Regions from separate parts of the Homo sapiens genome. Here region 1 is linked to region 2. A link is a loop called in an ENCODE intact Hi-C map of the cell type or tissue named here. Cell type or tissue: dorsolateral prefrontal cortex. All regions are shown on one strand. Each heading gives the region's core, and the rest is flanking DNA. Links, peaks and the distances in the headings are about the cores only. Region 1 overlaps SCFD2 (sec1 family domain containing 2). Region 2 has its middle 140 kb from the start of CHIC2.

Region 1 (15,939 bases), core at 4,391-12,390, 910 kb after region 2:
ACTACAAAAACAGTGATAATACCAGGGCAAAAGAGAATAGAAAACGTGAAGCTAAAGGTATGATAAAGAAAATCATGGACTTTAATTCATGAAATAAAATTCATATGTCCTATATAGATGAGATTGATCTAGATTTGACACAGCTTCCTAGCAGCCAAAGAAAAGTGAGAACTAAGATTAGTTAGAATTTGGGATTGTGAGGAGAGGAAGGGGTCTAATATCACAGCAATCTGCCCACCCAGACACCACTCTGTGAGTAGGGGCTAAGCCTCCTGAATTCTTGGTACCTCCTACGGCCATACCAATATTTTTAGGGCCAGGTTCACATGGGTTCATGATTCCTTTTTCCAAAGCGTACCTTTGGAAACTGATATCCAAGTTTTCCAAAGTGCAGTTTTGGAATAGAGAATTCATTGAATTGGAGTCACAACCCATTGCAGATGTCAACTCCTCATCTTAGCAATATTCATCTTTGGGGGAGCAAATTCAAATCAGAATGAAGGAATGAGATGTAGCTGCAAAATTAAATGTAATATCACAGGAAAGGACTTTTCCTCCCTGGAGTCTAGTTTTACATTTAGACCCACGTACCCATGAGTCTAAGTATTTCCTAAACTCTCTATGCACAAAGGTCTCAAGAAGATAACAACAACTCATGATCACCATAAATTAAATCAATTGCCTGTGATGCACTAAAGAGGTTTAATGTGGCTCTTTTAGCCTTTTGGATAGTTTTCAAAATGCCTGTAGAAGCACTGCTTTATAGATTTACCTTGGCGCCCCATTCATTCATTTATACAATAAATAATTCTCACACTCTTACTATGTGCCAGGCACTGTGCCAAGCACTAGGGATAAAGCAATGAATAAAAATGTCAGTCTCCACACCCCTACAGTTATAATTATTATTTTGTTATTGTTACTTAACATTAAGAAAAAAACTTAACTCTTGTTGCATTTTCTTCTAGCCAACCAACCAGCCTCTTAAGTATTATCTCATTTCTATTTTGATCTCTAAATTACTCTGTGAGGTAGTCTGGCAGGAATTAATCCCCTCTTTAGAGATCAGGAGAAAGTTTAAAACTTGCCAAGGCCACGCAGAGCAGGGATCCAAAACCAGTTCTCCCAACTCTAAGGCCTAAACTTTCTCTCTTAGACTATTCTCCCAATTAGGCATTTTCCCTTCATTTTCTGACCTCCAATTTGCTAGATGGAAAAGGATAAGCAGCTCTTTATGATACTATAAATACAGATATACAGATTTCTCAGAAAACCAAGCAAGCAAAAAGGAATAATTGGAACACACGTTATTTTTAGACTGCTGCCTGATTTAATGTGAGCCTTCAATGACCTTAGAGGCCCTAGATGGGGGATCAGGCATATTTTCAGGGCTGACTTATAGGTGGAGGGGAATAGAAAGATACTGTGTTCTTATTCTTTGTCACTATCAATTTAAAAGTAAATTAAGTCCCCCAGTAAGAGAAAATAACATTTTTCCATGTTTGTTCCTTTTTACATGCATCTCTCAATAGTTAACATTTGACATCCTTTTGCAGTCCAGCCTCCTTTCCCAACTTGCCAGGGATAATATTTTCCCTATTCCCAAAGCCTTGAAGAACAAGAAATTATAGTGGAAGTGTTTCTGACAACAACACAAATCACCTGACAACATCCCCATTGGCATTTACCATCATGCTCTATGATACATGGACCTGTGACCCCCTCCTCATTTTTCACACCAGGATGCTGGCATCCAGTCATTGGGGTAGAACTGGCTCAGTAATGTTTTCCATCTGCTGGCTTGGCACCAGTCATCATAGAGTGTCACCTGGGTTCTGTCTTACAGTTTCCAGGGCCAAGGTTAGGGATGCTACAGAAGAACAACTACATATTCTTCTGTCGGCACTGTGAACAAAACAAGATTTTGCTGAAGTATCTAAAATAAATTTACTGGAGGAAAAAAAGTCTAGTCAAAAAGTTCAGAAATGCTTTTTTCTACCATCTCTCTTCCTTTCTTCTCTCCCACATCTTCAAATCCTGATAGATCTCGAATGTCACCTTCTCTAAGGAGCTTTTCCCAACACCCTCACCCTTGACTTGCCGCTGCGCCCCTGGAGAACTTAATGCATACCGCATTGCATTGCCATTATTTATTTGTATTTTCCTCTCTCCCACTAGACAGTAAACTCTTCAAAGGAGAGTAGCCACTGTATCTTTTAAAGTTCATAACATACAGTATGTTTCTGTTGAGGAAATGATTTGCAAGTTTAGAAAAAATTAGTAATCTCTGTTAGTTTTAAACTAAACCTACAGGAATAAATTATGTTGAAAGTTGCTATTATTAAAAATGAAGTACTTTAAAATGTTTTTCTTCTATAAAATGTTAGAAATAGGAAGTTTATTGTTTTGGGTTTCAAGTTATCCTTTTAAAGATACATTTTTAAAAACAATTGCAATTTTGTGTTGTTGAAACTCACAGGACATGTAAAATTATTCAGGTCATTTAGATTTGACCTCAGACATGTGGCAACTCTGTCATGAATTAAAAGGCCCAATAAGTTTGTGCTTATCATTCTAAAATGGGTTTCTGCTTTACTTGAAAATTTCACATTATTAGTATATTGTCATCTAAAAGATGTACATGCTTAGTCAAGGTAGAGCTCATTTCTAAAAGAATGTAACACTTTTAAAATATCTACCACTTCGATGATGGCTTGCACAGTTTAGGGTTACATGATGAGGTGGCCACAGGAGCAATTCTGGAAGAAGGAATGTGGGGCAAAAATTTCACTTGAACAGAAGCCAAAACCACCCACCCTAGCATTAAGACCCTTCACACCAAATTTTCATCAAAGGGCAGGAACAGGTAGTCATGATTTGCTCTCATTTAAACACAGCCTAGGCACCCTAGCTCCATCTTGTTTAATCCATGGTTCCTAGGACTATATATGGGAAGTCTTTATCTGCCCTGTGTGGCGGTGGTGTATTTCATTTGTACCCTCGGTCAGTCACATGATCCTTCCTATTTGCAGGGGAGGCTGGGAAACGTGGGCTACTGTGTACCCAGGAAGGAAAGGACTGTGCTGAACAGCTATCTAGTCTCTGAGATCTGAAAGCATCTCACAGGATAACTTGTTTCAGGCATAGGGTCATGGGAGTCGATGAGGGTATACCAACACCAGAGCTATTTGAATGATTAGGATTTAGTGACTGACTGGATGGGGATGTAGAAAGACAGATGATAAGACTGACAGTTTCTTAACCTTTCCCTATCTTTGTCCTTTTGAGGCTCTCTGAAAATTATTTCTAAAAAACAACTGGACAAGGTTCTGGATAGTTGTCTGTTGCAAAGTTGTTCTGAAACAGTAACCGATTAACTCACAAGATGTGTGTAAACTGGCTTTCCACATCCACTCTAGATCATGTGAATTTTCAGAGGGACCATAGTTTGATTTGAAAAGGCATCATCTAATTAATGTGAATTAACATTAGCAAGTACAGTACTGTTACAGACACATTAAAGGCTTTACAGAGAAGAAAAGTCATGAAATGACATGCTAATTTAGTATGTGGGCACCGGAAGAGCTATTACCTATTCAAAAATAGTTGTAAAAGAAAAGAATCAGCCAAGACAAGCTGGTTGCTAATGGTTTTAGTGTGGGAGGAGAAAACTGCATTGCAATTCTTGGCTCTGAGTTAGGGTCAGGAAGATCAGTAGCCCAGCGTTGACCTTTGTGTTTGGAATCTTTCATATTGACTCACCAGACGCTTGTAATTTGGTGAGCCAGATAACAGAAATGTAGACAAGGTCTCTGTGCCTGAACTTTAAACCTCCGAGTAGCTTGTCCTTTATGATAATAATTAGCATTGCTTGGGATCTAAAGCAGAGTAATCACCTAAGACCTACCATATTAATCTAAATTAACTCAGTAAGTTACCACCAGAGAACCCACTGGGAAAATGAAGGTGGGAAGCTGAGAAGCTCAGCTGCATAACTTTATATATTGTTTGTTTGTAAGTCTGTTTGGAGGTGATTTTTTTAAGTGATATGTCTCACAGAAGGAAAGAATTTCAACAACGTTGATACAATCACACATTTACAAGTGTCAGGGTTGTCCAACCCCTTTGAATCCAAGAGGAACTTTTACTCCTTATTTCTTCTCCTGATGTTGAAGTAGTAAGTGTTCTTTTATAATCAGGCCAATGGTATTATTTTAAATTAAGTAATATCTATTTATGGTAGAAAAGTATGAAGATAAACATTTTAAATAGAATTTATTCTCACCATCTAGTCACTGTAAATATTTTGATAAACTTATTTCAATTCATAAGCATATACATATAAGTATCTATCTATCTATACACCTACATAAACAGGGCTTTAAATACAAGTTAATCTTTATATGAAAGGTACTTCCCAAATTATTCATTTTCAAAAGTTTGTTTTTAATGTTGTATTATAAGATTTACTATTTTTTATTTAAGCATTTTCCTATTTTTGTACATTTCAGCTGTTTCCAGCTTTTGAACATCCTTGTGCATAAATCTTTGTCCTTATCTTTGATTACTTCCTTAGGAGAAAGTCTTAGAAATGGAATTACTAGGTCAAAGGTTATAATCCTTTTTAAGGCTCCTAATATCTATTGAACACATTGCACCCTGGGAAATTTGCTGCAGTTCATTCCTATCATCTGGGTATGAGAGGACCCATCTGACCAAAATCATTCCAACACTATTATTCTTTACTTATCAAGTAGAAATTGGACATGTTAGGGCCTCTATAGCTTTACGGGCTGCTTTGCTTCCTAACTGGCCATCTTGAGTATACACTGTGAGAGGCTATCACAACAAACCTTATTATGGCTATCCTTAGTCTAAAGGTGAACAAGAGCGTACACACCATCATTGATGCATCCTGCATGAACACATGCACTGTCTTGTTCTTAATGAGCAAGGTCAGGCTGGCGTAAGTTTTGTTATATTTAGATGTCCTAAGCATCCTTTGGGAGGGTTGTGTTTGGTCTTCAGGGTTGATATGCTGGGTCTCTTTCCCAGAAATGTCTGGCCTAGCAATAAAGGAAACTCCAAGCGTGAAAATTGCACTTCATGGGCCCAGTGGAGTTTTCCTGCTGACATAGAATTGATTGACTAAATATAAATCACTCTGACTTGAGTGATTCTGTCCACTCAGGATGAATTGGAGAGAAATCACCAGAAGGAAATTGGCCTCTGAAGTGTGAGACATTGGATTATTGCCGTCACAAGCAATGCTTGTCAGGAACATTGCATTTTTGCCTTATTTCGGATATCATGTTATTTGGAGCAATATTGGATTTGCCGTAAGATTTAGATCTGTCTTTTTCTGGGTGTACATGTTCTATCAATTCCTTTTCCATTTTAGTAATCTGTGAATAATAGATTTATGATAGTGATGGTTTATAATGCTTGGTTTATTCTGTAACAATATCAAATTTTCATCAACTTTTTCTTAACTGCTCAACAATGTCACAGAAATCAATTAAATGATTAAATAAATATGAGTGTCAGGCCCTATCATGAGCCCTGGGGTTGAAACAGTAAATAAAACCAACAAAGCTCTAATGTAAGCCATCATGGAGCTTACCTTCTGGTATGGGAAGACAACAAACAAACGCATAGTATGTCACATGCTGATGATAGCTCTGGAGAAAAACAGAGTTAAGGAAAGAGAGCAGGATGGATACAGAGTGGTTTAGCAGTGTGCTGTTCTATATAGGATGGTCAAGAGAAGCCCTACTTTAAGGAGCCATTTGTATAGACCTACAGAGAACTGGGCTGTGAGCCGTTTGGATACTTTGGGGAATGACCTACCAGGTAGACAGAATAGCAAATGCAAAGGCCCTGAAGTGGTGGCTTGCTGGGTTTCTTCAAGGAACAATACCCAGGAGGGTGGAATGAGCAAGTGGGAGGAGAAGGAGAGGTGGCAGAGCTCAGTGCAGGTAGGGCCTAGTTTGCCTTCATGGGGATTTTGGCTCTGCATGAGAAGTGTGTCACAGAGGATTTTGGGCAGACCCAACCCAGTGGTCTTTATACTACAACAAATTGGTCATTATTTTTCCCAAACATTAATTTTAAAAGAACTTGATCTTACTAATGTGGGATATTTTAAAGTCCATATTCTCAGGGAATCTAGATGGAAATTGAAACTTAAAAGATAAAACATAGTTGGGTCAAATACTTTAAGATGTTTTCCTTAGGTTTATAAAACCTGTATTGCACCTACTATTTCATCTGTCATCTTTACTACAGATATAAAACAGATAGCAGCAGCATCAGAACTTTGGGTGAGTTACCTCACTATTTCACACAGTAAGTTTTCATTTAACTTGTTTTTATTCATCTTCTCTCTCCTTGTTTTTCATATGTGATTTGAATGTTTCGCACGTTTATTTCTAGTGGGTGAAGAAATATGTGGTACCATTGCATAACTACCTCCACCCCTGGATAATTGTCCTCCTTATTTTTAGGAAGCAGAAAATAGCCTATTGTGTTATAATTAGCCACCGGTGCCCACCCAAATATGATTACTATGGCAAGAACTTTTGCTTCTTTTTGTGTGTGTGTGTGTGTGTGAGACGGAGTCTCGCTCTGTTGCCCAGGCTGGAGTGCAGTGTTGCAATCTCAGCTCACTGCAACCTCTGCCTCCTGGGTTCAAGCAATTCTCCTGCCTCAGCCTCCCAAGTAGCTGCGATTATAGGTGTGCACCACCACGCCTGGCTAATTTTTTGTATTTTTAGTAGAAACGGGGTTTCACTGTGTTAGCCAGGATGGTCTCGAACTCCTGACCTTGTGATCCGCCTGCCTTGGCCTCCCAAAGTGCTGGGATTACAGGTATAAGCCACCGCACCTGGCCAGATCTTGATCATTTTTAAATGTCCTGAAATACTTGGGAAATCTTGAAAGATTCATATTTCTTCAAGATCTCTAAGCAGTTTTTAAAAAAATCCCTACAAGCTCAGTTAAAACTAAATGTTCTAAACAGTGAGAAGTATAAATTTTCTTTCACCTGTCTTCTAATTAGAGCCTCTTACTCATCTGTAGCACGAGTCATTTATTTTGTCTAGTACAAAGAATATTTCGAATACTCATGACTAAAGAGCTCAGGAGTTCTAGCTAAAGAAGAATCTTGAAGCATTGGAGTTTTGAAAATCTGCATAAAGATTTTGAAGATTTTTTAAAGATTCATATTATAACAGTATACCGTTGGTCTAATTTTTCTTAATCTACTAAAAACGAAATAGCACAGGTCAGATGTGACTTGCTTGCTTTCTGCTCCTGTACAATCCAGGAGTGTTAATCAAAAAGCAAAATTTGTGACATCAGTTTTATTTCCATGGCTACTGATTGTAATATTACAAACATGAGATTACTGGCTAGTTCATCATGAAGGTTAAAGAAGATTCCTCCTTGGATAGGATCTCCAAAACCAACACCAAGGGGAATATTATCAGAGCTGCTTCCAGCAGCGTGTCCTTTCAAAAATGTTCTCATTATTCTGAGAGCTTTGTTTTATTTTGTGAGGGTTTTTATCATTTGTTGTTGGTGGTTAATATTTTAATTTTATGTGCTTGTTTGTTTTATTTATTCCTCCACCCCAGGTGACCGTGTAGGAAAATGGTTATTTTAGATGTTAGAAGCCCCTCTGTTAAGAAGCAGTTTCTGCCTTCGTTTAATTCTTCTTCCACAAATAAGATTTATTTTGGAACTTCAGTCAAAAACATCTGTACTTTGTACAGGACAAACATCTGCCTTCCTACAAGAGCTGCTGGCCTTCCTGATGTTAGATAAATGCATTTTGTTCTTTGAAAGCCCCTCATAGAGAAGAGACTGTACAATAAGAGAAGCCCACTCATTCTTGAATCCAGAGCGCCTCGTTGTGGCTCAAACATGTTACTACAGAAGACCGTTTATCAATTTGCTATTTCTCTTCTCCCCAAACTTAATCAGTTTTAAAGGTAGAATATATTTTAATAAATATATTATTTGACCATGCCATATGGTCAAAGCTTCCAGGAACACATAGATATGTGTTACCAACTTGGAAGATAAACTGGGGTTGGGTACACTCAAGTTATTTTTCTAATAGTGATGGAAGACGTGTGCTGATAAGTTTTCAAAGTCTTATCTGAACCGCCTGATGACTGACAACGTGCGTTTGAGAGATTTTGCTTCTCCTGGGAAGCTTGCCCTGATTCTCCTGCTGCTTCTTCCAAAGGTTCGTTTTGTTTTTTGGGTTTTGTTTTTGTTTTTTTGCATATTTTCCTGTACTCCTTACTAAAAATTCTTCAGGGCAGAGCTGCTGTCTTACCTTTGTATTCTCAATGCACAGCACAGTGCCTGGCAAATAGCAGGTCCCCAGTAACACTAGATGAATGACAGGTGTTTTAGGACCAACTGTGGTGGATCAGAAGAATAAAATCCATAATCCTGGCCTGTGTCCTGACCATCCAAGTATATGGTTAGTCTTTATTACTGTGTTTTTTTGTATTTACTCTGTTAAAATTACCTTAAATATAGTGAGCTTTGCTTAATGAGAAACTGATGTAGCAAATAGCAGACCCTGTAATACAGCTGGTCATTTTAACACAGTGCCTTTTCTCCTCCTGACTCACTGACTTTTGGTTTGTTTTGCTAAATCATTACCTTGTAATGTCTAGTTTTTATTCAAAACAACTGCTACTAAGTACTACACCAGTAAAACGTTCTAGTGGATATTATAAATTCAAAAATATTTCTATGTACCCTTATAACAGGGAATGCTGAGTTAATGCGTTTTTCACAAAATAGAGATTCTCTAACCATTTTTTGGTTGTCCCCTTACCGTCTGTACCAAAGCAAGCTATGTAGGACACTGTTTTTTTCAAAAGGTGCATTTAAGTATGTTTTAAGAATTGAGGTATATCCCACCAAGCTCGTGTATTTATTCAAGAAGCATTTATCTCCTGTTATATGCTTGGCATTGTGCTGGAGTTCTGGAGGTGGCTAAGACAGTCCTTCCTGGAGCTCACGGGGGAGCCCAAGGAGCCCTAATATCATGTGATCTGTGCTATAACAAGGACTATAAACACAGAGGGCTGAGGCAGCACTTGGAGAGGGTTGTGCCTATGAGGTTCTTGATAAATGCTGAATAAGCTGAATTCAGGGCCTTCTCAAGGTGAGTGAATCACCTTTGTGTATTGCAAAGGAAAACTAAGAATAGTGTCTTGGATGACAGGGAAGAATAACTGTACAAATAAATGTTACATACCACACTTAAAAATGTCAACTTGGACAAGGCAAGTAAGGAACACATGGATTTTAGGTGTGGCCAGTGAAAATCAGAGACTCTGACTATAATCCCTTTCTAACCTCCCCTTCAGTGCGTAACTAACACTGTTTTCACAAAAACTCTGAAACTTTCTTTTCCAGGCTTTTATACAAGTTGTTTCTTTTGCCTGGAACAATCACTGCCACTCCATCTCCATACCAACTCCTTTCACCCTGGAGGAAGCCTCCTCTGTCTCATAGCACTCTGCACTTCCACATCATAGCGCCTACCATACCATAATGTAAACAGGTCCACCCATTTACCTCCCTGCATCCCCTGCACATGGCAAAGGGTGTATGTCTGTTTTTCTCCGGGACCCAACACATGCTCAGCACCTCAGGCTTAATAAAGATGAGTTAACTCAAATTAGTTAATTTAATTCCAAGTTGCTCTCTCATATAGCATCTCTGTATGGGACTTCAAAATACCAGATATTTTTTAGTTGACCCTTTTTATTTTATACTGAAGCCTTTTCATAAGATGGGAGGACTATAAAATCCCTCCCCTGCACGGAATCCAAGCAATAATACCTTTCCTTCAGTGGTAAACATGTGAAGCTTCTTGGAATTTAAAAAACTATTTTTTAATAAGGAGATATACAGTCTGGGATCTGCCCTTGAGCCTGATTTCTCATCTATAAATGAGGAGATGGGCCTAATGATCTCAGAGGACGTTCCAGCAAAAGTTATTCTCAGAAGCCATATAATAAATGTTATAAAACTACCTTATTACTGCCAACATTTCACATAATATTAAGATTTTGAAGAGTACTCATGAGTAGTTTTGACAGAAATTGTAGAGACTATCTCCCCACCAACCTCTAGAACATAACAGCTAAATGATTTTCGTTGACTAATTGAATGAATGAGGAAAAAAAGCCACATGGCAAAATCCCAAGTAATAAAAAAGGAAATATTCTCACAGTTGAAGGAATTTTCAAGAAGGAAAGGGAGAATTGTCTGCAAGGGTACAAGGTGACATTTATAGTGAAAGGAATTATTTAAGTTCTTCCATTATTTATTTACACAGGAAAGGGCCCATGAATTTACAGTGAAAAACTCTTCTAATAAGGGAATTAAGGCTATGAAACTAACATAGCTGTATTTACCAGTACTTGATAAATGTCATCAGCTAATGATTTGATGAGATATCTTTGTAACATTTAGTCACAAGGAGTCCTGGGAAAGTACTGTAGGTGTAAAGGAAGAATGGCCTATTCTAAGCAGATTTTGTTTCCTTGTCTCTATTAGATGGCTGTTTTTCTGGAGCTTCTAACAGTTTTCAAACACAGAGTGCAAATGTGTTTGTTGTCAGTGAGGCCGCCATTTGGAGTTGGTGCAGGAGCTCTGCAGCTCCTTTTCTATGTAACAGTGGAAGTGTGGTGGAGTTCAGTCTAGCTAGGGCCCCTTCCTGTCATAAATAAGATTACTTTCATTTCACTTGTGGAGTGTGCTATTCCTCAGAGTAATGAATTTCCTCTGTGCCTTTGAGCATATAAACATGGTTTTCATTAGCTTTCTCTCTCTTAAAAAAAAACACACACACACACACACACACAGAAAGGAGGGGAGAGGGAGAGGGAGGTAAAAGAAAGAATCTGAGCAAAATTAATAAGATGTCAATTAACTCCATAAATGCAGATGCCTTTTTTGCCGACTGGCTAGAACATGCTGATGAGCAGTACCAGAAAAGCACTGGTTCATCTCTCCTGAAATGCTAAGAAAATGAAATGGGGTAGAGAAAGGTAAAAATTTTATCCTACATGAACAAAGGAATGAAAGAAAAATAAAGAGAGAAAAGAATATTCTTTTTTGAATCTTGCTGTTAGGAGAACTATTTCAAACAGGCCATGAGAGTGGCCCCTCGGACCAAATAGCCAGCCCTGGGTTCTTCTGGAATTATGGGCACTTCACAGAGGACCAACCTATTTGACCAGGATCACAGTGCAGCCTCTGCCTCCACTTCCCTGCCTTTTGTGTGTGTGTGTGTGTGTGTGAGAGAGAGAGAGAGAGAGAGAAAGAGAGAGAGAGATTTTATGCTAATAAGGTATCCCAGCCTTTCCCTATTTCAAATTTACCCCTCTGTGACTTGTAAGCCATGCAATTCGTAGGGCTAAATATGCAGTTGTTCGATTTCACGGTTTGGAATCTCTTGTCAAGGGGTGAGTCATTATAACACGGCTGGGCTTTTCTCATTGTTGATGGTGCATACTTGAACCTGAAAACTATTTAGGATCCATTGACCCTTTGACTTCTGCCAGGATCTTTCTTGCTGTTGTTTTTGGAAATTTGTGGGGCAGGGAGTAGGGGGATGGAGTCCTCTCAAATTAACCCATAGAAGGAGTTAAGCTATTAAAAAAAAAAAAAAAAAAGCCTAAAACCTGGTTTTTCAAAATTACTTATTCTCAATGAAAAATCCCCAGATTTGTGTTCCCAGAACCTTTTCCTCTCCCCACAATCAATGTCGGTTTCAGCCTCCAATTCATAGTATATTATGTACTTGTTTATCCTCTAGAGAGGAAGAAATAATAATGTTATGAAGGCATCAAGGAATTAAATTCCAGGCCACAGGTTGTCACTGACAATTCACTGCAGACCAAACTTGTAACCCAGATAAAGAAGCTTGAAGCGTTTCACAGTGAGGTGTCTTCCAGCTTTGACCTCCTGGATAGGTGTTCTTGTTACAGTTTAGAAGTGCAGCTGGTTTCTATTTGAAATGAGAAGAATGGAGTTATTTAAGGAGCCAGTGCCTCTCATAGGTGAAATCGGCTTTGCTGAAATGTACACAACACACTACAAGGAACCTTAAAAACAAACTTCCATTTCACTTAGCTGCAGCACAGGAAATTGTTTCTGGCTTGTTTTTGTTGTGAACAGAGAGAACACTGCATATTAGAAATTCCCTGTAGTTGTTTAATATTTGCTCAGTAGTGTCCTGGTTCCTAATCAAGTCCTTCTTCTCACTAAATCCTGTCAACTCTGTCACTGTTTTGATTGGAAGCATGAATTGTAACACTGAAAAATCTCTCAGGACAGTAAACCTCTGCAGCTGTGGAAGGCTGGAGCTATTTACTGGTATTATTAAAGGAACCTGAATGACTTCTTTGGGGGGGAAAAAAAAGCAAAGATGCAGTGAAATTCATAAGGTGCACAGAGATTTAGGATGAAGGTTTTATTATGAGCACAGCCTCATAATACTATCCTCATAGAAAGAATACAGAATAGTAACAATTGTTTCATGAGTTGGCAAACATAATATTCTGATGTCTGCCTTTTTTAGGGGGAAAATAAAGTCCAAATGTAAAATATGAAATCAGACATAGCTAGTGCTTTGGAACAGTGTTTGAACTGGATGCTTTTTCAAGGTACGCTATAGAAACAAATGTCACCTTTATTTCCTGAAGGCATTTTGAAGAGTTTGCCGTTGGTCTTTTAAGGCATGAATTTTCTGGAACAAAAGAGGTGCAGAAATTTTAAATTGTCACCATTCTAAGGACATAACTGATTACACTACCTGCTGCTATGTATTTGGGATCTGAGGAACGTCCTGAGAGTGTAAAGACATATGTTGGAGAGGCTGGACCGCGCCCCCCAGCCCGGCCCCAAAATGGGAAAAGAAGCAAAAGGAATGAAAACTTTCACTTGAGAGAGGTGACCAATACCATACCTAAGATGTTTCTCTTCCAAAATGTTTCTTTGTTCACTTATTCATCCTTTATTCAATGATTTATTCGTTTCAGAAAAGTTTATTGAGTATCTACTGTGAGCCCAGAACTGTGCCAGGTACTGGGAGGTCTAGTTTAAAGGCAGCTTGCCCACAAGGACAGGGATTTCCGCCAAGAATGTTCTGTCCTCATTGCTATAGTGTAAGAAGCAGCTGGATTCCCAAGTCAGCCTTGACATTCAGCAGAACTTAGCGTGTCTGCCTCTAAAAGCACAAACCTGTTTGCTAGACTGTTCTTGTCATTGCCAATGTATTTACTATTGTGTAAAAGTCACGTTTTGAATATAAATTTTTGTCGTATCTTGAAGAAGCAGTACAAAGCCCTAAGAAACAGTTCATAGAAAATAGTTTTAAGTAATTCGAAGAAAGTACCTGTAAATGTAGAGTAATTGCGAAGCTGTCAGGAATAAACAAGATCTTGTAAAGCTATAGAAATGTGTTGAATATGTTTTCTTTGAGGCCAGAGCAAGATAATAACTCGGGAAGAAACTTCTAAAATATCAACTCAGCAAAACAAATGCAAGACTTTTGAGGACTCAGTTATCATGTGGGAGGCTGGATGCTGTGGAGGATATGAGGTAGAATAAGATGGTCTCTAATCTAATCTCAGAGAGGAAATGAAACAAGCCCTTGACTTAGAAGGTGATGTGCTCCAAGCTCTCAGTGCAGCCCGAGAAAGTATAGTGAGCACAGAGCTCCGGTAGGCCAGCAGGCCAGTGAAATGCAAGGGGTTTTGGGAAAGCTACAGGAAACCAGACTGAAGGTGTTTACAGGGCCATCCATGTTCCCACCTGGAATGTGTGTGCTGCTTCCAAACTTGTTCCTCCAGAAAGATAGCTTCAAATTGGACAGGGTTCTGAGAAATGCAATTAAAATGATAAAGGGAAGCAGGGGGTGATAGTGGGAGAGCTCAGATGCCATAATAGTGAAAAAACAAGAAGGTTAGGATCCTTCAGTCTGTAGAAATGGAGGTTGAGACTATGTGTGTCTATAAATGGAGGTTATATATAAGGTCAGCACTAAGTCTCAGAATTACGAGAACGAAGGGAAAGCCATAATCATTTGTGAAGACTTTGACTCCAGTTTCTTCTTTTGTAATCCAGATTCCAGAATATGTTCAGCGGCACATCTGTCCTACAAGGTGCTTGCTAAAAAAAGGTATTCTTTAGCCAAGTAAGTTTGAAAATCTCTGCATACCATGTGTTCTTCCAGTAGATTCTCCCTTTACATTTGATATTAAAAGATCTCAAAAGGTTGTTCTTAAGGAAAACTTATTTAACTTTGTGGTTCTCAACCAGTATTTACCAAACTCATTTGACCATGTAATCCTTTGTTTATTTAGTGCCTATGAGGACTTTGGAAAATGCTTCTGGGAAGATAGGACTCTAAGATTATTAAGGTCCCTGGAAGGAAGTTAATCCATGACAGAGGAAGCGCTACCAACACTGTGAAATTTATTACTTCTAGAGCCAATCAATACTGGACGAAAATAATAAAGGGGCTGATAGTGAGAGAGGACTAATAGTTTGCAAGTAGTAGGAATTTACAGTCATTTATGGAAGATGGCAAGTTCGTCAAAGGTAGTTGGGAGGTGTGGCTGACCATCCAAAGGAAAGCCATTAGAGTCCCCACAGTGCTTTTAGAGGGGTTGTTAAGACCCAGATCTCCACATCAGGCTTTAGATTGTTCTGTCAGGATCACACATCTCTTCTGCACCATCAAAAGAGAAAAGTACATAGAAGAAACTCATTTAAGTTTTGGCTGAATCAAGCAGATCGTTCTGCATGATAGTGAGATTATAGACAATTGGAAAGTACTTCTATTGAACTTTGAGGCCAGTCACATTCTATTAAGTTTCAGTTCATGCCCATTAAAATAATAGCAGCTGGATTCTATAGCTTTTCTCTGAAAACCTGGCTAAGCATTCAAGTTCAACAGTTTTGTAGATTTGTGCTTTTTTTTCTCTAGAAAGCTTTCATTATTTTGAAGAGCGTTTTATACATGCACCTCTCCATTCCCTGACCCTGGCTGACTTTTTACCCTTTCTCTTCCCCACCTCACTGAGCAAGTTTACATAGCTACAGTGTCCTTCCAACATTGTAAAGAGTTTTGTTGTTGTTGTTATTTATTGGACGTTAGGGAGAGCAAATGAATATGATAAGTTTAAAAACTAAGTCTTAGAATAGTTTTCTTTCTCTCAAGCACATTTTAGTTTCTTCTCCTTTTGCTTCATCTTTCCCATTGTGCTCATTATTCTGCCTTCTCCATGCTTCTCCATGATGCTCTGTGCCAGGGTGGGGAGGGAGAGGGGAAGGGGGGGTGTCATTCTACATGGACTGCACCAGTAGGCTCTCTTGCCCTATGGTTTCTGGATGGGATTGGCTAATGCAGAGGCATCAGCTGTAGGTTTTAAGAGGAGAATGAGGCCACCCTCTCCATGGAGCTGTTTTCTCTGTATTCTAGTGCTTCCTGCATGGGCTCCTTGGGCCTACGCATGACCCTGGACTACTAGCCCTCCACTCGTTAGTTTCCTTTAACCTTGCCCACATGTTTGTACATAGTCCTTTTATTCAACTCTCCTCAAATTACCTAGTTTGAGTGAGTTATCTGTTTCCTGCAGAGACTTTGACTGATGTACCCACCTTCCTGTAACCCTCTCCTTTTTGCTCTCCAGCCAGGAACATCATTCATTAGAGCCCAGCTCATGTTCATCTTCTTAAGGAAGCCTCTCTGTTCAGCATGAAGCTCTTCTTGAGATCTCCTAGCTCTTACAGTCTGCCACACTCATAAGCACCTAAAAATGCTCTCTCATGTACTGACTTAAATGCACTAAGACCAATGCTCCTCATGCTTATAAATAATGTTTCATG
Region 2 (15,939 bases), core at 2,510-10,509:
CTGAGGCAGGACAATCACTTGAACCTGGGAGATGGAGGTTGCAATGAGCCGAGATCGCACCACTGCACTCCAGCCTGGGTGACAGAACAAGACTCTGTCTCAAAATAAATAAATAAATAAATAATCCCTAAATCCCAGTTGATCTCTCTCCTTCATGGCTTTAAATTTCTGGAAACTTTATCTAATGATATTTACACTCCCACCTTATTTTCCCCCCCAAAATAAAATAAAACCAATGACTCAGATGGCCAACTTTTCATTTCCAGGTATCTTGAGTGAGGTCAACAGGTTGAATTTTACTTCACACAGTTTTAATCAAGCCAATCTGAAAAATACAAGCAGGATTGTGCAACAGTAGAGATTTGTGTGTGTGTGTGTTGGGAAAGTTGGAAACATTTTTGTAGAGCAGTGAGTAATTCATAGAGAAGCTGGTTGGTAATATCTTTATATTGTATTTGAGCTTATTTCAACAAGACATTTTGAATACTGGCTGTGAGCATGCCCCTTATTTCAGGGCCATAAACATTGCTTTCCTATGTAAAATGCAAGTTCCTCAACTTGTTCTTATCTTCCAGAAAAGGTCAAGGGAGTGGGTAAGGGGGTATAGGGAAGCAGGTGGAATTTAGAAGAAATTATCCAACCCTGCAAGTTAAAGCCATGTGATTTTGGCACAATAAAGATGAAGACCGTGAGACTGGCTAGAGAGCTGGACGTGGATCTAAAGGTACACAATAATTCAATATGGATTATGTGATCATTGCAAAGGGAGGGGAAGGCAAGAATTATTCAATCAAGGGTTTTGTCTGTCTGCAAAGATAGCACTTTAGATTCCTACTTTAACTATATTCTGAAATGAATTTGACTTGGCACTTGTTAATGGTTTCTTAACCATCTCTTTCCGTTTGCCCGTGTTCAGGACCCCATTCACACCCCACACTGAGCCAGTCAATCAGCGCCAGGATGCTTTGTCACAAGTGAGCAATCACCACCCCCACCCAGCTGAGGATGACCTGGGAACTAAGCCGGCTGAATTCTAGAGTTGATGGGGAATGTGGGAAAAAGACAAATTACAAGCTTATTAAACATAAACTTAGGGGAAACCAAAAGAGGGTAATCACATTTATGATCTGCAAAGAAAGGAGGAGTTGGGGAACCCTAAGCTACTCCATCACCCTAATTTCTTTTTTTATTATTATACTTTAAGTTTTAGGGTACATGTGCACAACCTGCAGGTTTGTTACATATGCACACACGTGCAATGTTGGTGTGCTGCACCCATTAACTCATAATTTAACATTAGGTATATCTCCTAATGCTATCCCTCCCCCCTCCCCCCACCCCACAACAGGCCCCGGTGTGTGATGTTCCCCTTCCTGTGTCCATGTGTTCTCATTGTTCAATTCCCACCTTTGAGTGAGAACATGTGGGTTTGGTTTTTTGTCCTCACGACAGTTAGCTGAGAATGATGGTTTCCAGCTTCATCCATGTCCCTACAAAGGACATGAACTCATCATTTTTTATGGCTGCATAGTATTCCATGGTGTATATCTGCCACATTTTCTTAATCCAGTCTATCATTGTTGGACATTTGGGTTGGTTCCAAGTCTTTGCTATTGTGAATAGTGCCGCAATAAACATACGTGTGCGTGTGTCTTTATACCAGCATGATTTATAATCCTTTGGGTATATACCCAGTAATGGGATGGCTGGGTCAAATGGTATTTCTAGTTCTAGATCCCAGAGGAATTGCCACAATAACTTCCACAATGGTTGAACTAGTTTACAGTCCCACCAACAGTGTAAAATTGTTCCTATTTCTCCACATCCTCTCCAGCACCTGTTGTTTCCTGACTTTTTAATGGTCGCCATTCTAACTGGTGTGAGATGGTATCTCCCTGTGGTTTTGATTTGCATTTCTCTGATGGCCAGTGATGATAAGCATTTGTTCACGTGTCTGTTGCCTGCATAAATGTCTTCTTTTGAGAAGTGTCTGTTCATATCCTTTGCCCACTTTTTGATGGGGTTGTTTGTTTTTTTCTTGTAAATGTGTTTGAGTTCATTGTAGATTCTGGATATTAGCCCTTTGTCAGATGAGTAGATTGCAAAAATTTTCTCCCATTCTGTAGGTTGCCTGTTCACTCTGATGGTAGTTTCTTTTGCTGTGCAGAAGCTCTTTAGTTTAATTAGATCCCATTTGTCAATTTTGGCTTTTGTTGCCATTGCTTTTGGTATTTTAGCCATGAAGTCCTTGTCCATGCCTATGTCCTGAATGGTATTGCCTAGGTTTTCTTCTAGGGTTTTTATGGTTTTAGGTCTAACATTTAAGTCTTTAATCCATCTTCAATTAATTTTTGTATACGGCATAAGGAAGGGATCCAATTTCAGCTTTCTACATATGGCTAGCCAGTTTTCCCAGCACCACTTATTAAATGGGGAATCCTTTCCCCATTTCTTGTTTTTGTCAGGTTTGTCAAAGATCAGATAGTTGTAGATATGCAGCATTATTTCTGAGGGCTCTGTTCTGTTCCATTGGTCTATATCTCTGTTTTGGTACCAGTACCATGCTGTTTTGGTTACTGTAACCTTGTAGTATAGTTTGAAGTCAGGTAGCATGATGCCTCCAGCTTTGTTCTTTTGGTTTAGGATTATCACCCTAATTTCTAAGAGCACTCCCGGCATACAGTAGGTGCTAAACGAATGGTGGTGAACTCAGTGACATTTGAGTCTTTGTGCTTTCCTGGGTAGACCATGGTGCTGATGAGTTTGGGTTTAGCTGTTGTTGCCTGACCCTGGCCTGAGCTGGGAGCTCCTTAAAATAGCCTATAAAGAGTGCTCACATTCAAAGTCCTCCTGGGAGCATTTCTCTGATATTTCAAAACAGAATTCAGGAGCAAGAGGAGCAAAGCTGAGGCTTAATGCAGCATGTTAAAGAAACAGGCAGAAGGACATGGCCAAAATCAACTCAGAGTCTTCCAAATGAGGGGACAGCTGCTGCCTCTGGCGGGAAACATTCCTTCCCTTCCCCCTTTCCTGCAGGTAATGGCACAAAATATATTCAAGCGAAAGAGGGGTGAGAACTGGGCATGAATCTTCCTTCCTCACGCTGATTGGACTGGCATCCACCAGGCTTTGCTTCCTGCATCTACCACCGAAGACTTAGTCTCAGGCCAGTCTCTCTTTTGCCTGGGGTGTAAATCCAGGGTTTTTGGATCCCAGGTTGGAAGAGGTGGATGGGGACCACATGTGTGCCAAATGCCTGCAGCTCTGGTTAATCTTGGCTTGGGAGTGATTATTTGCTGATGGTGATGGGGAGAGGGGACCGGGAAGAAAGTTCACTTCTCATTCTTTAGTGATGTGTAAATGTATTGCCATTGGCTCTTATTAGGTAGCTCTAAGCCAGTGACGGAAAAATGTTTTCATTGGCAGGAAAACACGTTTTACATCCACATACATGCATATCTACTTTTTGGCAGATGCAGAAACTTTGTGGCTTAGACTCCCATCCTATTCCTCTGTTTGTTGGATCCTACCAATGACTTAAGGCCTTGCTCAGTGCCTGTCTCCTACAAGAAGTTTTTCTTGACAACTCCAGTACGCACTGCTTTCTCCGTGAGCGTGGCTCTTGTTGCAATGGTCGTCTTCACCACAATCAGAGTAGATTTTCTAGAAAGGAGCTTAAGCTTTAGGACCTGCTAGTTATAAGAATGACTTCCAAGATCCCAGAAGCACCTTTGCTTGGGTTCACATGGTCACATGCTTTTGGTAAAAATGTAAAAGTAAGATTTTAACTGTCATAAGCTAAGGATGCTGTTGACTCTGTTTGCCCCTGCGTCACTTTTCCCTTGAGGAGTTGTGTGGTGATGGAGAGGCATGAGCATTTTGGGGAATCCAGCTAAGGAGAAGTTGAGTTGGAGATTTATTTGTTTTGGTCGAGTGGGATCTATATATATGGTTCACACTTCCATGTAGAGTCGAGAAATTGTTGGTTATTCTTGGGTATTCTAGGCTTCCAGGAACCCTCTTGCTCAGTGCATGCTCTGTGGCATCATGGGTCTTATTATGATTTAAATGTTTCCTATGATGCCTGACACTGGAAGCATGTGGGAGTGAAGAAGAAGCAAGAGTTAAAATGTGCAGAATGAGAAGCTAATCTGTGGAATGTTCTTTCAATCATCAGCTGTACACAATTATGAGTGAAATATTTGGTTCTCATTGATGTCTAGTCAAGACAGAAATTATCTTCAGGAAAATACTCAGAAATGTGGTATATACAATTATAATGCACCATACTATCATACTTTTAAAGTAGAAATCAATGCAAAATAGAATTGATTAGAATTCTCGTGTTTGTAGAGCACAAAGCTGTAGCAATACTATAAACTGTGAAGTATCATTTTTATGCATGCCAAACTGCATTTTATGTCTACCAACATATTGAGTCAGTCTTAGCATATCTGATATAACTTGTCCTGATGAAACCTGGCAACACCAGACAAAAAAACATTCAAAAGCACTAAAATCACAGCAAAGCACCCTAAGTGTTCTTGTCACAAAGCTCCCAAGCATATTCATCCATAAGTTATTGTACACAGCAGAGGGAGAATTCAATTAAACAATTATGTAGCTCTATCCAACATAATGGCATTTTAAAATGCATTTGAATTGCTTTGTCTTCTTTACATGAAAATGATATTGCACAGTTGTTATGTGACGAGATGATCATATGAAAAGTATGCAGCCAAAGAATAGGAAAAAATATTGTAGAGGTTATGTCATTTTTCAGGATTTTGTTATATTTGTGGTGTTTGTCACTTTTCAAAAATGTGTGGCCGGGCACGGTGGCTCACGCCTGTAATCTCAGCCCTTATGGAAGCAGAGGTGGGTGGATCTCTTCAGCTCAGGAGTTTGAGACCAGCCTGGGCAACATGGCAAAACCCTGCCTCTACAAAAAATACAAAAATCAGCCAGTTATGGTGGTGGGTGCCTGTGGTCCCAGCTACTTGGGAAGCTGAGGTGGGAGGATCACTTGAGCCTGGGAGGTGGAGGTTGCATTGAGCCATGATAGTGCCACTGTGCTCCAGCCTGGGTGACACAGTGAGATCTTATCTCAAAAAAAAAAAAAAAAAAAAAGAGCAAAAATGTGTAATTTGTTACGATTTCATATTTCAATCTAAATAAACTTTCACTCTTTTTCTGAGACAGGGTCTCCCCCTGCAGCCCAGGCTGGAGAGCAGTGGTGCAATCATAGCCCACTGTAGCCTCCAACACCTGGGCTCAAGTGATCCTCCCACCTCAGCCTCCCAGCTAGCTAGGACTATCCCACACCCAGCTAGTTTTTCTAACTTTTTTGTAGAGATGGGGTATCACTATGTTGCACAGACTGGTCTTGAACTCCTGAGCTCAAGCAAGCCTCCTGCATCGGCCTCCCAAAGTGCTGGGATTACAGGTGTGAACCAGTGCACCTGGCCATAAATATTTACTTTTATATGTAATTTTGTATTTCTATTTTGAATTCTTATCCTTAGAGTCTCCTTCCTCCATAAACAAGCTTCAAAACCCACAATTCCTGAATTAGCCTTTGACCACAGTTGAGTAGTATTTTATGCTCTTATATTATTCTTATAAAAAGTATTGAATTTAAAAGCATGACAGTTTATGCCTGGGGACAGAATTTTCAACAATACAGAGCTTTGTGTGGAAAGTAAATAGTGTAGTCTCCCAGCACACCTGACTCCCCGCAGGTCACCACTGTTGGTTTGATGTCATTCTATTCTCCTTTTTCTTGAGCCAGTTCATTGTGATTAAGTGTGGCTTTGGAGCGAGCTACCTGGGTTGACTTATGCCTCTGCCCCTGTGGCCTTGGGAAAACTACTAAATCTATTAGTGCCTCCTCTTAAAGGAAAGATGTAATTGTACTGTACCTGTGTCGTAGGGGTGCTGGGAGGACAGTTTAGGGCTTAGAGGAGCAACCAACATGCTGTACTCATTTTATGTTAGTTTCATTTGGAAAATGCATATATTAGCATTACTTTGCAGATATTTCATGTGCCTAAGTATACTGGTCCTCCTCTCCCAAGACTGTAAACTCAAGGCTGGGAACTAATGTAAAACATCTTGAACATTGCCGCCTAATTCCTCAGAAATGTGTGGATGTGAGCGCCATCTAGCTGCATTATCTGTGGTTCTACTGTGACCACCAGGCACAATTCAGCTCACGTGGCTGTTCTGGCTCAGCAGTTGTTGGATTTGTCAGGAAATGGAGGATGACAGTGGTGTGACCAGCATATCAGGAGGCACTCAGGAGAAGTTAGCGATCCAGTGGAATGAAGAGTATCTCTGAAATGGGATGAGATGGAAGGCCACATCCACGGAACATAGAATAGTTTGAGATTTATACAAAACTTGAAGCCGCACAAAGCAAAAGCTGTCTCCGTGTCCCATTGCAAAGGCACTCAGGGCCAGGCGTGGTGTCTCATGCCTGTAATCCCAGTACTTTGGGAGGCCAAAGCAGGAGGATCGCTTGAGGCCAGGAGTTTGAGACCAGCCTGGCCAACATAGTGATACCCTGTCTCTACAAAAAAACAGAAAAATTAGCCGGGCATTGTTGGTGTATGCCTGTAGTCCCAGCTACTTGGGAGGCTGAGGGAAGAGGATCACTTGAGCCCACGAGTCTGAGGCTTCAGTGAGCTCTGGTTGTGCCACTGCACTCCAGCCTGGGTGACAGAGCAAGACCTTGTCTCAAAAAAAAAAAAAAAAAAAAAAAAGAGAAGAAGAAAAAAGAGAGAAGAAAAAAATCACTAAGAAGCGTCACTAAAATGTGATTTTCAAGAAAGGCATGGTAAAAATGTGAAAAGGGAGTGGGTAGACATGAAACCTTTCCAAGATAACACAGCTCAACAGTTACGTACAGAAGCCGCTAAAACAAAATAAGTGTGGATGATAAAAGATCAAAGGATGGAGCCATTTTAGAAAGAAGAAAGAAGGTTGTTTGGTATATATCTTATCATCTTAAAAGACTTTCTCTAGTTAACAAATACTACTAGATTTCAATCATAGACTTTGTAATGGAGTATACAACAGTTACTCAGTCCTCCCACAAATTCACAATCTGATATTCAGTGAAAAAAGACCATTCCAGATGAATATGAACCAAATTTTGTTTAAAAAATATATGTAAGTACACAAGACTAGAAAAAAGACTGGAAAGAAAAATAGTAAAATATAAACTGTGGTTATTCAGAAGAATGCAATTATGGGGGGAAATTTTTGTTACTTGTGCTATTATGTAATCCCCCCTTTATTTATTTATTGAAACAGGATCTTGCTCTGTCACACAGGCTGGAGTGCAATGATGCAATCATAGTTCACTACAAGTTTGAACTCCTGGAAGCAAGCAATCCTCCTGCCTCAGCTTACTAAGTAGCTGGGACTATAGGCCTGTGACACCACACCTGGCTAATTTTAAAATTTTTTATAGAGACCAGGTCTTGCTCTGTTGCCCAGGCTGGCCTCAATCTCCTGGGCTCAAGTGATCCAACCTCCCGCCTCAGCCTAAAAAGATATTCACTTTTAATTAAATGTAGCTCTTAGTTCTATAATACTTTTTTTTCATTATTTGGCCTACTATTAAATTGTAATTACAGAGTTTAAAAATAGCTTGCCTGATAAAGGTATTTATGTGTCCACCAAAATTCAGCATAATGGTCCACACATGCTAGAATCAATTTCCATTCCAAAACTCTTGATCTTGTTAATTTATGAACAAGAAGTCTTTCCAGCATAACATGAAAACCCAAACACATAAAAGCTAGATAAATTTGACATTATAAAAATTTAAGGCCGGGAGTGGTGGCTCACACCTCTAATCTAAGCACTTTGAGATTACACTTTGGGAGGCCGAGGCAAGCAGATCACTTGAGGTCAGGAGTTCGAGACCAGCCTGGCCATCATGGTGAAACCCCGTCTCTACTAAAAATACAAAAATTAGTGGAGTGTGGTGGTGCACGCTTGTAATCCCAGCTACTTGGGAGGCTGAGGCAGGAGAATCACTTGAACTCGGGAGGCGGAGGTTGCAGTGAGCCGAGATTGTGCCACTGTACTCCAGCCTGGGCGACAGAGAGGACACCATCTCAAAAAAAAAAAAAAAAAAAAAAAAAAAAAAAAAGAAACAAGCTAACAAACAAAAACATGGTTTGGTTGGCTCTGCCTGCATGACGGAGACCTTTGTGAAGGATATCAAGCCCAGGCTCAGGAGTCTGAAGCTTATCGTTATTGTGCTGGAGACAGGCCAAGACAAAGGAGGGGCACAAGGTTCAGACCTGCAAAGTGGCAGACAAAATGGGCAGCCTCAATATCTCCGTCTGTGATGACATCGGCAATCTGATCCAGCCTGGGGACGTTGTCTGGCTCAACAAAGGGTGCGCTTCAGTTTTCAAAGGTTGTCTGACACAGTATACTGGCCATGGGGGTGATCTACAGAAGACTGGAGAATTCTGTATGGTTTATTCTGATTTCCTAACTTCAATGAGCCAAACTCAGAGTATAGCAACCAGCAGGCGCCCAACAAGGTGGTGCAGAAAGACAGCAACCCTGCAGAACAACAGCAACCCTACAGCTTCCCAGCCTACCACTCGTCCCCCTGCTGCTTCTCCAGCCTCTGAAAGCCAGAATGGGAATGGATCTAGTAACCCACCAGGGTCCTGGTAGTGGCCCACATCCCCCTCATAGTCCGTCCCACCCCCCCAGTACCAGAACCCCTCGAAGCCAGGCCAACCACACACCTGCAGGCCCACCTGACCCTTCAGCCCTGTTAGTAACGGCAAAGTAGCCCGGAGGAGCAGCAAGATATAGCGTGACATTCTTCCTTCCTGCCACCAACAACATCCCATGTTTGCCGGAGAGCAGGACAGCTTTCCACTGGCTGGCTGGTGTCACAATATTTTAGCCACTGAACTTCAGTGGAGGGGTGGTGAACAGTGGCTTCATCCACCCTAATCTCATACTCCCCCATTGTCCAGCTGAACTACCTGTCCCCTGGGAGTCCAGACCCTCCTCTCCTTCCTGTTTAGAAATGACAGTTACCTTCTGTTTCTTCTGTGTGTCACATGGGGATCTCACTAAAATCTCTCCTTCCTAATAAATGTTACCACTCTGAAAAAAATTTTTTAAACTTCTGTTCAAGAGAGGATACCATAAAGAAGACTGAAAGATATTCAAGTTGAAGAAAAATATTTGCACTGTACACAACAAAGGATTTGAAGTCCTTAACAAATAAAGAACCTCCCAAAGTGCTGGGATTACAAGGGTAAGCCACCACGCCCAGCCAGTATATTTAAACTCTTAACAGTAGGTATTGCAGAGGATGAGAGAGAATATCAGGCACTAATATCTTCTGTTTTATACGCTTCTGTGTTATTCAGATTTTTCACAAGTATATGCTAGTGTTGTAACCAGGGAAGGAAAAAAACACTTTTACACTGAGAAAGAACAAGAACTCCTGCATTAAGCCCTGCAAAGCATTCCCATCAGCCTCTTTTCCCATCAAAATGTCCATCTAATTACAGCAAATGTCTTTAAGTGCCTTGCTGAAGTTGATTTTCCTTTTCCTGGTCTGTTTCAGCTTGGACTGACTTGGATTAGAATCTGGCTTCATCAGTTTCAGTGGCTGGGAGAACCTGAAGTTGATGGACTTCTCCCAGCTGTCACTCTCAAGGAGAAGCATGGTCTTGATTCCTACCTCACAACTACCAAACACAAGTGTGTGTCAGATTCTCTTTCCCTTCATTTCCCTCCCCTCTGGGGTAAGGCAAAGATCCAAGTCCCAGCTCCTGTCCTCAAAGCCCTCATAGTCCAGTGTAATGGGCTGACCTAAGCAAGGATGGCATTTGATGACCTTCATGGGATTATCAAATGGAGATGGCTTTGAGCTGGGGGTCCTGGGGGTGGTGGGGAATTGCTGAAGAGTACTCAGTGGAGGCACATGGGATGTGAGTTCTGAGGGGTGGTGTGTCTAGATAGGTGGGATCATGGTAAGGCAAAGGCAAGCAGGGACATGGTTGTGATCCGTTTTGCCACCCCTTACCTATGCCGCAGGCCTGAGGGGTCCCCCGCTTGGCCTGGACCTCGGTCTCATCTCAGGGGATCAGGACTCAGCAAAGGCTGTCCTCGCTGTCCTCACCACCCACGAAGGCATGTAATCGTCATGTTTTCCTTTCCCATTGATTCCTTTTTGTCGTGACCTTCTGTACCTACCTAAGGTAACTTAGTTTGTGTTTTTCAAGCTGATTGTTGGTTAATTTATTCAGTCGGTGTTTCTTAGAAAAGGCTCATTGGAGACTCATAAAAACCAGCACTACTCTAAAATAACAAATGAACTTCTAGTTAATGCCTGACTACCTCCAACTCGTGTTCCTAACCTTGGGTCTTGGAGAAACCAGTTAACAGCTCTGGGTCTCATTTCCTCCTGTCTGATGATAGTGACGGTGACAGTGGTTGTCTCAACCAAGCTACCTACAGTCAGAGCCTGAGACAGGTATTCCTGTTCAAGCGACTGAGTGAGGTGCCCTCAGGGGTTAGGAAGTGAGGCAGCAGGACAGGGAAGGGTGAAGGGATGCTGGGTTGGAGACTAGCTTCAGCCTGCTGCAAAGAGGACCTTGGGAGCACAGCTCGCCCTAAGAAGTTGGTGCTACTTTAAGGCAGGGGGCAGGCTTTTGTACTCCAGGACATCAAGTCCATACAGAGGGCCAGCCTTTTGTATCCCAGGTCATCAAGTTGATGCAGGGGGGCAACCTTTTGTACCGTAGGTCATCAGTCATTGACCATGAGCTGCACAGAGTAACCCTTTAGGTGAGGCTGCTCCCTTTGGCTGAGAGTAATTCTCCAAAGAAAGGCTGCAGGTAGAGCCATCAGCAGCCAACCCTCACAGCAGTGTGGGTGGGGACAGAGGTGGGGTGAGTCAGATGCATCTCTGGGCATGTGCATGTAAACTCTGACATTTACCGAGTGCTTATTATTTGCCAGGTACTTATCTAAGTACTTTACCTACACTAACAGATGATGCTCATGCCACCCTATAAAGTAGATATATCCTTCTACTATTAGCTGCATTTTACAGATGAAGAAATGGAGGCACAGAGAGGTTAAGTAACTTGCCAAAGGCCACACAGCAAGTGAAGGGGAGAACCAGGTTGGGAAAAATGATCTCTAAGTAACTTTAGTTAGGAATTTCAGACTGGTGTCATTTATTTAGTCAGTTATCAATTCATTCCACATTTATTGAGAGCCTCTCATGTCCTAGAAATGACAAAGATAAATCAAACATGTCTCCAGCCCTCCAGGAACTCAAACTTTACTGGGAGAAGCACTGTGTGCATTACTTAATACTGGACTGTGTCCTGAGCACTCTGAGAGGGAAGTACAAAAGTGTGCTACTTCTGCCCTGGGGCATTCGGAGAGATGGCTGGGAGAAGATAAGGCTGAAGTTTTGTCTGGAAGGATACGCAGATATTACGGGTTAAAGGATGAGAAGGACATTTCTAGCAGAGGGAACGGTGCATGGCAGGACAAAGACACTGAAAGATGGAGGTGTGGGGCAGGGTGGAGGGAATGAGAGTGCTCAGAGACACGCTGGGATGGCTGCAGGCTGTGAGAGGCTTGTGGGGTTTGGCCAGTGTAGGGAGACCCAGGTCCTCAGCCAGTCCAAGTTCAGTCTCCACCCGCAACAGACTGGCTCAGTGGAGGTGGCAAGGGATGATGGCTGTCTCAGTCCCCAAGCCCCCTTTCAAGTGGAAAAGAATCAGCAGAGCTGCCTGCCTGCCCTCCATTCAGCCTGGCTCCAACCACCTCTGAGCCACAGGCAGACGGGAAAAGTTATCCTGAGCAAGGCCTCCAGGCAGGGAGGGGTTATATTCTGGAGTGTCACAGAGGGACCTCTGCAATTGACTCAATAAGAAAACAGGATTTTAGAATAAAAAAGGAGAGTTTTTTTTTTTGACACTGTCATGTGTCTCTCTCTATCTTTGGTTCGTTTTTAAAAAAACAAGGAGTACAATTCATTGCTCTTATCTTTCTACCCCATCCTGTTGAAATCCAAGTGTGATCCTCTGCAAGTCTAGTGCACACTCCCACCTTTATCAAAACCCACCTTTACGATATCAGTTATCCTGCTGCTAGATACCTGCCGCCGGAGGAGGGAGTGGTCGCCAAACCAGATGAAGTTCCCAGTTCTCTCCCAGGTGACTGTCTGGGTATAGTTGTGATTCAACTGTTAATGATGTAACCAGAGCCCAGGGGAAACATTGCCAAGAACTAGGACACCTTTTGCAAAAGTTTGAAAAGAAAAAAAAAGGGTGAGAGATAAAAGACTACAAATTAGGTGCAGTGTGCACTGCTCGGGTGATGGGTGCACCAAAATCTCACTAATCACCACAAAAAAACTTATCTCTGTAACCAAATACCACCTGTTCCCCAAAAACCTATGGAAATAAAAATTTAAAAAAAGATTTCTTGTAATAGTTTGTCTCCTTAGGATAAATATCTTAGAAGTATGCCACCATGCCCAGCTAATTTTTGTATTTTTAGTAGAGACAGGGTTTCACCATGTTGGCCAGGATGGTCTCTATCTCTTGACCTTGTGATCCACCTGCCTCGGCCTCCCTAAGTGTTGGGATTACAGGCGTGAGCCATCACGCCCAGCCTAAACTTTTCTTTATTTTAGTGTGTGTGTTTTCTTTTTGAGACAGAGTCCCACTTTGTCGCCCAGGCTGGAGTGCACTGGCACTATCTTGACTCACTGCAACCTCCATCTCCCAGGTTCAAGCGATTCTCCTTCTTCAGCCTCCCAAGTAGCTGGGATTACAGGCATGCACCACCATGCCTGGCTAATATTTGTATTTTCAGTAGAGACAGGGTTTCACCATGTTGGCCAGGCTGGTCACGAACTCCTGACCTCAAGTAACCCACCCATCTTGGCCTCCCAAAGTGCTGGGATTACAGGTGTGAGCCACCACGCCCAGCCTATTTTAGTGTTTTAGCAAAATCTTTTGAACACGATCAAATAAACTACCCATTGGTACTTAACTGTATTTTCATGAAAACTGAAAAAGTTAGGAGGCTTTACAGGGTTCCAGTGAAGCTGATATGGACGTTGAGCATTTAGAGGTCTCTCAATAAACATTTGTTGATTGGATGAATAAGTAGATACTGTAATGAGTTAGCTGAACCGCCACGTTGGAGAAGGGGAACATGAGTCAAATATCATTGAATTAAACTCTTTTTCTTTTTTTTTTTTTTTTTGGAGACAGATCCTTACTCTGTCACCCAGACTGGAGTGCAATGGCATGCAATTCTCCTGCCTCAGCCTCCAAAGTAGCTGGGATTATAGGCGTGCACCACCATGCCCAGCTAATTTTTGTATTTTTAGTAGAGACAGGGTTTCACCATGTTGGCCAGGCTGATCTCGAACTCCTGACCTCAGGTGATCTGCCCGCCTCAGCCTCCCAAAATGCTGGGATTACAGGTGTGAGTCACTGCACCTGGCCAAACTCTTTTTCTTTAGTGTGACAGTTAGAGATTAAATGTGAAAAAAAGGGATGAGTGAAAGGGACAAATTAGGCAAACTCTTTGATTTGAGGCCTGAGAAACAACTTTGAGTCATGGTGACTTGTACTGAGAAAACAGACTTGAGTAAGAACGGATTTGGGGCACAGAAATCAAGAGTTCTGTTTTCAGGGTTTCTCAGTCTAAGCTCTATTGACATTTTGGGCCAGATAATTCTTTCGGGGACTGTCCTGTGCACTGCAGGATGTGCAGCAGCTTCCCTGGCCTCTACCCACTAGATGCCTGTAGCACACCTCCCCACCACCCGCAGGTGGCTTCAAACGTATCTCCAGATATGGCTGAATGTCCTTGGTGGGGCCAAACTCCCCAGGTTGACAACCATGGGATTAAGGTGAAGACCCTGTGAGATCGCCAATGGGAGTGGGAGAATAAGGGTGGGAGTGGGGAAGGGGAGTGTCCAGTATGCAGGAGAGAGGCCTGAGAGAGGCATAAATTGCAGCAGATGAACGTTATAGTCGATATCAAGAACTTTCTGGCAAATGGTAACATTCTGAAATGCATTGCTTTTGGTCTCAGAAGTTATAGGGACAAGGACCAAGAGCTAGTTGGATACCCTGTGAACTGGAGGGAGCCAGATGGGCCTGGCCTGGAGCCCTGGTTCAGACACTTAGCATCACTTAACAGCTCTGGGCCCATTTCCTCATCTGTCAAATGTGGCTAATAGCATCTGCCTCCTGGAGCTGATAAGATTAGAGATATGCATAGAGATTAGAGATATGTATATAAGCTATTGAGACTGGCACCTGCCATGAAGCAGGGCACTAGAAAATATTAGTAATTGCTGTCACTATTCCTAATATCAGGTTTTATGTTGGCACTTTCCTGCTGGGAGCTCAGGAACTAACAGTAGGCCACCTATAAAGCCTTTTTGGGTCTATCATCCTAATTGAAATCTATGCAAGCCTTCCTGTGGTAGTATTTGAACGAAAAATGCAATTGTCTAGAAAGCAATTGCCATTTAAACTGTCACAGAAACAGTTAGAATAATACTGTAGATATTTTTATGTTTCAGCCCAAATGTACTCAAAGTGGTATCCGATTCCTGGCAGGGAACACTCAACATGTCTTTAACAGCTGAAAGAAAGCATCCACCTAGGTAGATATTTTACGTCTTCAGGGGGGAAAAGCAACATTTCTGTATAAAAATGTTTCATTTATTATTTTTTATATATTTTAAACAATGAAAATGTCATGGAGCAGCCCTTGGTTGGCTATGTCCCAGACCAGCCACTGTTTCATGTGCATCATTTCCATACAGCCTTCAAAACAACCAGTTGAGGCCAGGCGTGGTGGCTCATGCCTGTAATCTCAGCACTTTGGGAGGCCAAGGTGTGCGGATCACTTGAGGTCAGGAGTTAGAGACAAGCCTGGCCAACATGGTGAAACCCCGTCTCTACTAAAAAATACAAAGCTGGCGTGGTGACGCGCACCTTTAATCCCATTTACTTGGGAGGCTGAGGCAGGAAAATCACGTGAATCCAGGAGTCAGAGGTTGCAGTAAGCTGAGATCGCAGCACTGCACTCCAGCCTGGGCAACAGAGCAAGACCCTGTCTCAAAAACAAAACAAAACAAAAAAACCAGCTGAGTGCATAGTTGTATTATTCTCTTTTCACCAAGGAGGAAAATGAGGCACAGAGAGGTTGGGTACTTGCCCAAAGTCACACAGCTATGTGGCAGAGTAGGAATTTGAACCTAAACATTCTGCCCCTAAAGCCTGAACTTTTAACCACGGCACTGTATGTAGCTCACAGGAAGATTGAAGGGAAAACTTCTGGAGACATTAACAACGTCCAGACAAGCACTTCTCCATTTATTATTCACTTGTCCACATTCCCCATCTTATTTTCTTTCACACACACATCGTTGGTATCCCCTTTAATTTCAATTCTTTTTATCTTTTTTTTTCCAAGAAATATTTTACCATTATATTTTAATACTATATATAAAACATCAGGCACAAGAGAGCCCTTCAAAAGAAAAAGCAGAGCGTGCCTGAAGAAAATGCTTCTACAATGGTCTTTATCTCATACAGCTGAATATAATTTTCCCCCAGATGTTACTCTAGTCACTTATTAAATTAATCTTTCCTGTTTTAATACCTATAGAAACTGCACCAAAATCTGAGCTGTTCAAAGGGATCTGCAAACCAGGTAGCTGATACATTTGTAAACATTCCCTTTGACCTGTTTGATCTTCATATCTTCATTCACAACCACACTAATTGAGCTGATTGAGGGCAATGTCATTGGGTCTTTTGCATATTCAAATTTTCCAGCCTCCTCTTTCTGGATGTGAATGAGGTTCAGAAGAATGGGTGGGAG

The links. Hi-C counts contacts between places; a loop is a spot of excess contacts. Peaks named below come from ENCODE experiments on the same cell type or tissue, not always from the same donor. Only the 100,000 strongest peaks of a DNase experiment are listed, where the experiment ranks them.
Region 1: a loop joins it to region 2, with 2.7 times the contacts of the local background. A loop is called at or near these places in 5 of 110 quality-filtered maps.

Annotation. Positions count from the first base shown.
Region 1 is chr4:53,007,780-53,023,718 of GRCh38, reverse strand. The region is part of intron 5 of SCFD2 (sec1 family domain containing 2); the gene reads left to right. Among named protein-coding and RNA genes, the nearest start is that of SCFD2-AS1, 88 kb to the right of the region's middle. RefSeq lists an enhancer at 13,771-14,010. In dorsolateral prefrontal cortex, for the core only: a CTCF peak has its summit at 7,893; a DNase peak (open chromatin) is centred at 7,914.
Region 2 is chr4:53,920,410-53,936,348 of GRCh38, reverse strand. It overlaps the pseudogene LOC100129728. Among named protein-coding and RNA genes, the nearest start is that of CHIC2, 140 kb to the left of the region's middle. RefSeq lists a silencer at 6,098-6,262. In dorsolateral prefrontal cortex, for the core only: CTCF peaks have their summits at 5,983 and 6,184; a DNase peak (open chromatin) is centred at 6,188; H3K4me3 peaks cover 386 bases.